2 separate regions of the Mus musculus genome follow, and region 1 is linked to region 2. The links are chromatin loops, found by intact Hi-C in ENCODE. Cell type or tissue: left cerebral cortex. All regions are shown on one strand.

Evidence for each region. A loop is a pair of places that touch in the nucleus more often than their neighbours do. Peaks named below come from ENCODE experiments on the same cell type or tissue, not always from the same donor. Only the 100,000 strongest peaks of a DNase experiment are listed, where the experiment ranks them.
Region 1: a loop joins it to region 2, with 3 times the contacts of the local background. A loop is called at or near these places in 26 of 42 quality-filtered maps.

What each region holds. Positions count from the first base shown.
Region 1 is chr12:32,635,244-32,640,243 of GRCm38, forward strand. No RefSeq gene overlaps it. Among named protein-coding and RNA genes, the nearest start is that of Gm33380, 56 kb to the left of the region's middle. In left cerebral cortex, a CTCF peak has its summit at 2,387 (motif pointing right); a DNase peak (open chromatin) is centred at 2,394.
Region 2 is chr12:32,817,570-32,822,569 of GRCm38, forward strand. It overlaps Nampt (nicotinamide phosphoribosyltransferase), which reads left to right and starts at 2,766. Exons shown (of 11, transcript NM_021524.2): 1 at 2,766-3,057. The coding sequence starts at 3,001. In left cerebral cortex, a CTCF peak has its summit at 2,382; DNase peaks (open chromatin) are centred at 2,019, 2,611 and 3,198; H3K4me3 peaks cover 2,404 bases; H3K27ac peaks cover 1,808 bases.

The DNA of each region.
Region 1 (5,000 bases), 180 kb before region 2:
CCTTGCTGGGGAGAACTGAGCTGCTAACACAGCTTGTGCCTGGAGGAAGTAGATCACCTGTCTTTCACAGGGCTAAAAGGGCAAGCTAACAGCTGCATCTCATCTTACCTTAGGAGGCAATGCAGCCTTTCTGAGTGCTCAGACAGACAGAGGAAGTGTGTTTCCTGCATAAACAGTTCTCAGCTCTAGGTAGAGTGAATAACGTTGTAAGGCAAATGGTAAGTGCTGTGCCCATCCCAAGCTTAAGGTTTACTCTGAACTCCCTCCTGGCTTTGCACCCTCTGATCACTTTCATTTCTGATTATTCATGTTACCTACACTGCTGGCATGACCCAGGACTGTTATAGTATGAGAATGCCCCTCTAAGTTCATGCATTTGAACAGCTGGTCTTTAGCTGGTGACATGGTTTTGGGGGGTACAGAACTGTCAGGAAGTGGAGATTCATCACTTCCTAACACCACTGGGAAATACATCACTGGGGGGGGGGGGTGAGTTTTGAGGGTTTGTAGCCTCACTGACTTCCCATCCTATCTCTCTTTCTGTGTGTGGATAAAATGTGACCTCTCTGCTTCTTGCCCCTGCTCCCATGCTTTCCCCATCAATATAGACTCTAACCTCATGGAACTACAATCCAAAATAAGCCCTGTTTTCCCCTAACTTGCTTTCATCAGTTTATTATAGTCACTGTTAATTTCCATATCATTTGTATAATACAGACATCCTTTGGTAGCCTCAGAGAATTAGTTTCCCTCCACCACATACAGAGATGTGCAAATTCTCAAGTATCAAGCACCTTATATATAATGATGTATTAGTAATATTTTTCTATCACTTAGATGTATATGCTCATATACTTTAATTCATCCAGATTATTAATAATACCTGATACAAGAAAAATGCTATGTGAATGGTTTTATGGGTTTTTAAAGGGGAATAATATCAAGAAAACCTAAGCCATGTTCAACAGATGCAATTCTCATACCCCAAGTGTGGACCTCATAAACATGAAAGGACAGCTGTGGTGACTATGCTCCTGATTCTGCACATATCAACTGGATGCTGTTTTGTGTGAAAGAATAGATTAAAATGAAGCCCAGGGTTTAGAATTGGCATGCTGTTAACTGCAGAGGCAGCTAGGTGGACTCAATTACCTTGGCCTTTCCTCCCACCTCTCCCATCCTTTCAGACATTGTGAAAAAGAGTACAAACAAAAATAACAAGTAATCATAAAACCTGAAAGAGAAGGAAGCCAGAATTCCAAATTAGTAAGAAAAGTAAAAGAAGCCTGCAGTGTTTCAAAGGCCCTGCATTTCTTTTGAATGTTAAAAGGCAACTGAGGTTTGTTGCTAACCTCAGCCAAGTATGGCCTGCTGTAATAAATAGCTGCCCATTCAGAAAGAAGCTTACAGACCACTTTATTCATATATATATATATATATATATATATATAGAGAGAGAGAGAGAGAGAGAGAGAGAGAGAGAGAGAAATTAAAAATATGGCTGTCTGGGAGGAGAACACAGAGTATTCTGTGTAACAGTATTTAAGAATAATAGGCCTGGACCAAGAAAACAAGAAGATTGGCTATAAAGAAAATAAAGAACTCATGGGCATTTGTGGAGTCAGATTAGAATAAAGATATCAAAGTAGAAATTTCAGAAACATACTAGTCCCTAGGTGACTTAACTGGCCTTTTATTTTTAAATGATCTATTTATTTTTATTTTGTATGTGTATTTATTTATTGTTTTGCCTGGATGTGTGTGTGTGTGTGTGTGTATATATATATATATATATATATATACACATATATATATAGTGTGTGTGTGTGTGTGTGTGTGTGTGTGTGTGTGTGCTTGGTGTCCACGGAGGCAGAAGAGAGTGTCAGATTTCCTGGAATGGAGTTATAGATGACTGTGACCTGCCATGTGGATGCTAAGAGGCATATGTGGACATACGTCATTCATTTCACTTTACAGAGTGATTATTTGATGCCTAATTGTTATCTGTTTGCAAAGTTGTCTTATGATTCTATACAGTATTTTGGATGCTAATGATAATCTTACCTGATTATTTAACTTTTAGGTCAATTAAACTTTCCATTAAAATTTGAAGACACTATCCAAGCTATCGCTTTGTAGGATGAAAAGCACACAGAATTCTAAGTGCCTGTGACTCTGTTCTTCCTTTTGCCCTGTGAATTCCTATCCCACAGCGTCGTTGGTGAGCAGGGAAGAAGGGGTTACATAGTAGCGGGGTATCTCTGCTCTCCTTTGATCTTTTTCACAGCCAGCGCTATGCTATGGCAGGGTTTGTGTTCTCGGAAAGGAATATTGACTTCTTAGTCCTTCCTCTCAGTTTAAAATTGAAATTCCTCATTAGGCCACAAGGTGGCAGATTAATAGCAGGGAAAAATTCAAGCACAAAAGCGGTAAAGAAACTTTTTCAACAGAAGAGAAATTGTGAACAAAGAAGGTCTTGTCTCCCCTCCGCTTGTGTGGTCCCTTCCATGATCAAAAGTTCCATTTGCTAAACAAACACATCCCTTTAAAAAATATCATCCCTTTGAAGCCAGGGAGAAGAGACTCCTCTACAGACTTGTTAGTAGTGTTTCTAAGCACACAACTTCCTTGAATCTCATTTGAGGATAGCCTGTGTACACCCACTAGAATGTCAAGCTTTCATCCTGTCAATCAATTGAACAATTGCCACGGAAGACTTCTTCTTCATGACCATATGCACTATCACAGTTGAGCCATGGCCTGTCTTGGTAAACTAACTTTCTTTGGGATTTCTGAGACAACTTCAGCTACTCCACACTGACTCCTGGGTATCTAGCCTCATCCCTCTCTATTCCCCACTGCTGCCACTGTCACTTCTTTGGATATCAGAACTGACCATGACTTCCTACTGAAAAGTCCACACCATTAGCCATGGGATGAAATATAAAGTCCAAAATGTGGCACACAGGGAACTTTCTAACCTGTCTCATAACCTGTACACATACAGACATACACTTACTAATTCAATATCACTGGCATTACTGCTGTGTCAAATATACCTCTTTCCTCATCTCGCTGGGTTTTATTCCATCCTTCCCTCTAGCTGGACTGCTCTTCCTCATCTGTGTCTGGCAAGTATCCAGTCCATGCAATGCCTTGTTCAACATTCTCATGCGAACAGTACCCTGCCTGCCTGACCCTCATGTTCTTGCACGGAATCCATCCTCTTATTGTACACATATCTGTCTTTCACACTAAATGTAAGCTCTTTCATAAAATAGTCAAGGACTGGGGTAAGTGTTGGGAAGAATGCTATTTTCCAAGTAGATGCTTAGAAAACACTATGGAAGGACTGCAGCATCTTATCTGGCAGACAGATAGACACCCATAGGCTCCAAAGACTTAAGTGGAAAAAATGGCATCAGGTGGAGACACCATTGGTGGTATTGATCCCTTCTTCATGAAAGACCTGGAGCCAGGAGGATTGGAATGGCTCCTGGCAACCCTGTACTCCTTGCAACTAGGAATGGTATAGATCCGTTCTCTTCCCAAACATCAATCCCCTTCCCACAAATTACACAATTTTTCCCTGTACCTCTGCTCGCCAAGACACAGTAGATTCCTGTATCTCCAATTTTAGTGAGGTAGGACTCTTTTCCCTTGGGGGTACAGAGCAGCTATCATTGTTAGCACTTGAGCTAATTGTAGAAATATTCTGTGACGTCTGAAGACAAAATTTGAAAAATTATACTGAACGATGCTAATATATCATTTAAAACTGGCGCATTTCTCCTGGGTTCCCTTGGTACTTTCTTTGTTGATTATCAGTGGAGATATATTAATTTCATGCTCACCACTACAATTTAAGATCAGAAATGGAACATCTAACAATCTTTAGATGTAGTAAGTAGACTTAGGATCTGTTTGTGAATTATCTACCTCCTTATCTTTTTCTTTTTGTGCTTCACTTTAACAAAATAAATCTTAAGAATAATGTATTGATTGGAGGTTTCTATTTTCTGGGATAATAAAACATGGCCAAAAGTGTTATGGGGAGTCCATCAAAAATGACCACTCAGAAACAATGTATGGCCTATTGAAAGTCTTCATTTCAGTTAGCAAGGCTATACTCAGTTATTCAGGATCTAAGTGTAGTGCCTAGTGTCCTGCACACAGGGTTTTTGAAGAGAAAACCTATGCCCTGGCATCATGAAGCTAAAATAAGCAGTAGGTAGAAGGAGTAGTTCTGAGCAAGCAAGCAGGTCAGCAGAAGCAGAGATAAGTTTACTGCGTATTTTGATGTTGAATTCCTAGAATAGAGTTGGGTAATTTTTTCATGGGATTCTCCATCCATGAGATCAACATCTAGTTAAGCATGAAATGGCCTCAGCAAGAATACAAGATGAAGGAACCGCTGCATGTGCCTGCTGCCTTACATTCCCCACTCGTTCTGTGGGCCTGAGTCAAGTTGTTTACTTATCATGTACTAGGAAGGCATAGTTGGTCCTAGGGACCAATAATTTAGTTGGTCATGCAATTGAGGATACAGAGTCCTACTAATAGCCTGACTAGGATAAGACTCATGATCCAGCTAATCCTGACAGAGAGGTGGTCTGCCATGGGGACCAGGTAAACAGGGTATCTGATCCGTCTTTCCTTTCTCTCCTTTCTGTGCAGTTTAGCTGACCATGGCAAGGTTTTTCTCTAGTTAACACTGATTGGTTGGCATGGGAACAGCATTGTACATCGGGATTAGTAAACTCTGGTCAGAGGTTGGGAAAGATGGGAGGTATTCTCCCAGACATAATTTCAAAAGGAGCAATCCCCTTCTTACAATAACACTGGACCCTGAGCAGGAGAGAGCAGAGAAGGAGCTTGGCCCAGTCTTCATCAGTTTCCAGAACCAATTTGGTCAGAATCTCCTTAAGAGTTCTATTCATTCTTTCTACCTCCCCTGAGCTCTATGGCCTATATGCACGATGTAATTTCCAATTGATATT
Region 2 (5,000 bases):
GTTTACATTTAATGTATATGTCAAACTATATAAATAGGTATGTTTATAAACATGGACTGATGAAAGCTAAGGTTTTTAATCTTGTACTATTTAATAGAATTTATTCCATATTCAAACAAATGGCTATCCAAGCCTCAGAGTTTCCATCCTGTCTGCATGCAGCCCCAATTGTCAGACATGAAGTTATGCTAGTTAGGATTTGACTTGTGTCCTGCTGTGTTTCTGATTTGCTTCGTTTCTATCCCTCATCCCTGTGTTCCCGTTTCTCTTTTGCAGAGCGGGAATGCTTACTCTGTACCACTGTATCTTGAAAGCTAACATTTTGTTTTGAACTCTGCAGAGAGCTTGGACTTAAAGTTTTGAGATATTAAGGATTCTTGAAGATGGACTAAATGCATTTTATACATCAGATGGTGATGAGTCTTTGACCAAAAGTAGAATTTTACGGTTTGAATAGGAACTGCCCTCTTCTGGCTTATATGTTGAGAGCTTGTCAGCTGATGGTACTATTTGGTGAGATGATAGAAATGTCATGATTTGGATGTTTGCTAGAAGAAGGTAATCAGGGCATGTTCCTGGGACTATACCTTGTCTCCATTCCTGCCCTCTCCTCACCACCTCCATTTTTGACTTCTATGAATCTTTCCTCTATCACTCATTCTGCCATGATTCCCTCCTCTACTCCAAGTCCAAAAAAGACAACACTGAGTGATATGGATCAAACTCTGAAACTATGAGCCAAATAGATGTTTCCTCTTTTATAACTATTTCTCTAAGGTATTTCCCCATTGCCAAATATCTAACACATGTGGTAAGAATAAATAGCAAGTCAGATGGGGCAAATTGGGGTCTGTGGCAAAGGCCTTGAGAACCAGAGCTAGTATACAGAGAGGGGAATGAGTGAGACACACAGCATATAAAGTTTGCAAGTCCAATGGGCCTCTCTTTGCAGTGATGGCCGACTAGGCCATCTTTTGATACATATGCAGCTAGACACAAGAGCTCCGGGGTACTGCTTAGTTCATATTGTTGTTCCACCTATAGGGTTGCAGTTCCCTTTAGCTCCTTGGGTAATTTCTCTAGCTCCTCCATTGGGGGCCGTGTGACCCATCCAATAGCTGACTGTGAGCATCCACTTCTGTGTTTGCTAGGCCCCGGCATAGTCTCACAAGAGACAGCTATATCTGAGACCCCAACTCTTAAAAGTTGATCTGCTTCCTTCTAGTCAGTCCACACTAGCATATAGCCCTTTGCGGGAGAGGGGCTTTTAAGAACTCTAAGAACTTCAATAGTCACCTTTTCCTCTAAAGATTGCTGTGGGATTAAGCCAGTAATATTCCTGCAGACCCTACTCTTGAACTTATCTAGCAATGTCAGTATGCTTACAATGTTAGCATTTTTACATTTTGGGCTTTTTCATTTTTATACAGGGAAAAAAACTGAAAGATTGCAAGATCAAATTTTGTTTTTAGAAAACACTACCGTGAACAAAGACTACTTTGTAATTAGAATCTTATCCCCACCCCCACCTCCACCCCCCACCCACCCCCCACCCCCCGCATAAAACAGCCTAAAATGGCGGTCAATTGTAGATGAATGGATGCTGTAGCTGAGCTCTTGGATCCTTTGAAAGCTGTTTGACTTTTCCTGGAGAAAAGTCTCAACAGTCCTTTGTGTCTTAAGGGGAAGGTTAAATTGAACCCTCTCAGACGATGAAGGGACAAGACCAAACTGAATCTAACATTGTTGAGAAGTCAAAGGCAAAAGGAAGCTACTAACTTGATGCAGTCTGTGCCAGTTTAGTTATACCGATTTCCCCCTGCTACTTGTATTCCATAAAAACAAAACAACAACAAAGCCTAAATCTTAGAATTCTTAAATGCTATTAAACATGCAAAGGGAATTTTAGTTCTATGCAAAACAAATTTGCAACTCTGTATGTGAAAACTGAACAAGAGGACAGGCTCATGGAAGTTGGGTGACGTCATCAGACGTCACTTCGCTTATTTGGGAGGTTACTAGCTCTTTCCCCCACGATTTAATGATTTAAAGGAAAACAAAAAACCAAAAAACAGATCCACTGTATAAGACTTGGCTGTATGCCTTTTACTTCCCAACAATATTAGATTCAATTTGGTCTTGTCCCTACATTGTCTGAGAGGGTTGAATTTAACCTTTCCCTAAGACGCAAAGGCTTTTCTCCAGGAAAAGTCAGCCTTCAAAGGATCAAAGAGCTCAGCTACAGACTGAGCGCGGAGAAAAGCAAGTCCACGCGCCAGGGCAACTCAGACCGCAAGCAGCTCCTCTGATTTTAAAGGAAAATCTAGAGGATCGGAATCCACAAGACGGATGGGGACCAAAGATTCCATCCATCGTCCAAGCGGGAGACAAAGGTAATTCAGCGCGTGCGGGAACAGGGAGACGACAGTGGGTGGCTCCTTGGCCTTAGCTGGTGGCGTGACTCCAACAAGACTCTCAGGACGAGCAGGGACTGGGTAGGACAAGAGGAAGGTCCGGGTTGGGGCGGGCAAAGAGACTCCCGGCAGGAGGGGCGAGGCTGGGAACGCCAAGCCACGCCCCTGCATCAGACCACGCCCCTCAGAGGCAGGCGCCCAGGTCACGCGCTGGGGTGACGGTCGGCTTTAGGCCCGGGGCGGGCGCAGCTGAGGCAGAGCGCGTGCCTCACGTCCTCCTCAGTCCCCCCCGCCCCTGCGCTGCGCACGCGCAGCCGTGCCCCGCCCCTTGTCCCCGGGATGGGCGGGGCGCGGAGCCGCCGGGAAAGCCGCCGGAGCGCGCTGGGCAGGGGAGCGCGCTAGCCTCCACCGCCGCGTCACGGACCTGCCCGCCCTCCCGGCCCCTCCCCGCGCTCCGTTCCCTGCTCTCCCGCCCCCCTGCGAGCGAGCGGTGACTTAAGCAACGGAGCGCAGCGAAGCCCATTTTTCTCCTTGCTCGCAGCCGCGCCGGGCAGCTCGTGGCGCGGCGTCTCCGCTCCGGCCCGAGATGAATGCTGCGGCAGAAGCCGAGTTCAACATCCTGCTGGCCACCGACTCGTACAAGGTGGAGTTGCGATGGGGGGGGGGGGGGGTCTCCGGGCCCGGGGCGGCGGGAGCCGGCGCGGCGGGATGGGGCAGGTGGAGGAGCCGCAACGCGGTGGCTGAAGGATGGAGGCGCGGGCCGGAGGCGGGGCCTACGCCGCGGCGGGGGCGCGGCCGGAGGCTCGGCGGGATGGGCGCACGCTGCAGCTACCGTAGCCGCCGGCGGCCTTGGCTCTGGGACAGGGAGGACTGGATGAGACCGTGGGACGATCGGGCCGGTTAGGTAACAGCCCCTGGCTCGGCAGGTACGGTCCTGCCCCGGGGAGCTCGGGGAGAGGTCCTGGCGGTGTGCCCCTCACCCAGCCAGTGGTCCCAGCGCGGAGGATAACCCGGCCCCGGGAGCCGCGTCTGATTCAGCTGTCCCACTCGGTGGGGTTGCATTTCCAACTCCCTTGCACCTAGGGATCATTCACGTGCCTGCCCCCTGGTTGCAGAGGCCAGTGTGCTCTGGCTCTCCAGGATCAACTACGTGATTTCTGTGAAATGGAAAGTGAAACACCAAGAGTTAAAGGAACTGGAGTTATAACCCTGGAGAATTTGTGGGGAGAGTAAAATGGCACATTGCTTTAAGGTGCCTATTGAGTTGACTCTTGCACTAATTCCATTTGATATGCACCTTAGCCAAGAGAGGAATGATGAAGAAATGCCCGCCCGCCCCCCCCCCCCATACACACTGTGAAATGAACTGCACTGATCTTCAGTTAAGTTTGTTAGCCAAGACGCTTAAAAGATAAAATGTCAGACTAGTAGGACCCTCGCGAGAACAGATTAAATTTTAGCTTTCAAGTTTAGTATTTACTTGAACATCGTGATGGTTTTGAGTAGCGATTTAGGCGTAGTACTCTCGTGGTTTTGTTTTGGTTCTTTGCTTTTTACTTTTTGTAGCCCTGTAATCTGAATGTTTCAGAGTCCCATTTGCTTACATACTAGTTTGTCCTTTTTTTTTTTTTTTTTTTTTTTTTGGTAAACTATTGTAAGTAAGTAATTTTTCATTTTAAAGGGTCCAAGATTTATCAACAGGTGGTCTTTCGCATGGAATTTCATTTTACTTCATTTTAGTTTTTTGAGGCAGAGTTTCTGTGTAGCAGCCCTGGCTGTCCTAGAACCTGCCTTGTAGACCAGGCTGGCCTTGAACTCAGAGAGCTGCCTGCCTCTGCCTCCTAAGTCATGGAATTAAAGGTGTGTGCCTCCACATCCTACTTCAGATGGGATTTTAAAGTGGAAATCACCTTTTCAAGATTATTACCATTTCTGTTGTGGTACTGGAGGCTCTAAAATCTCTGCATGATGTAGTTCAGTTGAAGTGTTTTGGGTATTCTTAGTGATTTTAGAAAAGCCTCATTTTGTAAAAGTAAAATATCAGTAAATATCCCAAGATAATTTTCAGATATTTTACTGTATTATGTGTAAACGATTGAACGTAAAGGGAAATATAAACAGACTTAAAAGTCCAGGCTTAGGAGGGCACATAATTATTTTAATCCCAACACTCAGAAACCAGAGAGGCAGGCTTCTGTGAGGTCCAGGCTAGTCTGCTCTACATAGCAGAGAAGGAGCAGCTGGAACTACAGGGTTTATCAAAAAGAAAGCAGTAGCTCCTCCCGCCATTGTGAGTGCCAAGTGTGACACTGCTGCAGGTCACAGTGGTGTTTTGGAGATGTGTTTAGTTAAGAAGTAATCTTAAAGCTTTCTAATGTCCTAGCAAGTCCTGCTTAGCTGAGGGAATTTTATTTGCATATAATAAATTTTATTCCTGACCGGTGGTCTCAGGGGGCTAATATTAAAGTATTTATCCTTCTTGTCTTTTTAATCCTAGGTAGAGAGGTAGCAAGAGTGCTAAGCACGATATTACAAGTAATGAAAATTCTTTCATTTGGCAATTATATATTCTTGTCAGATCTCAAA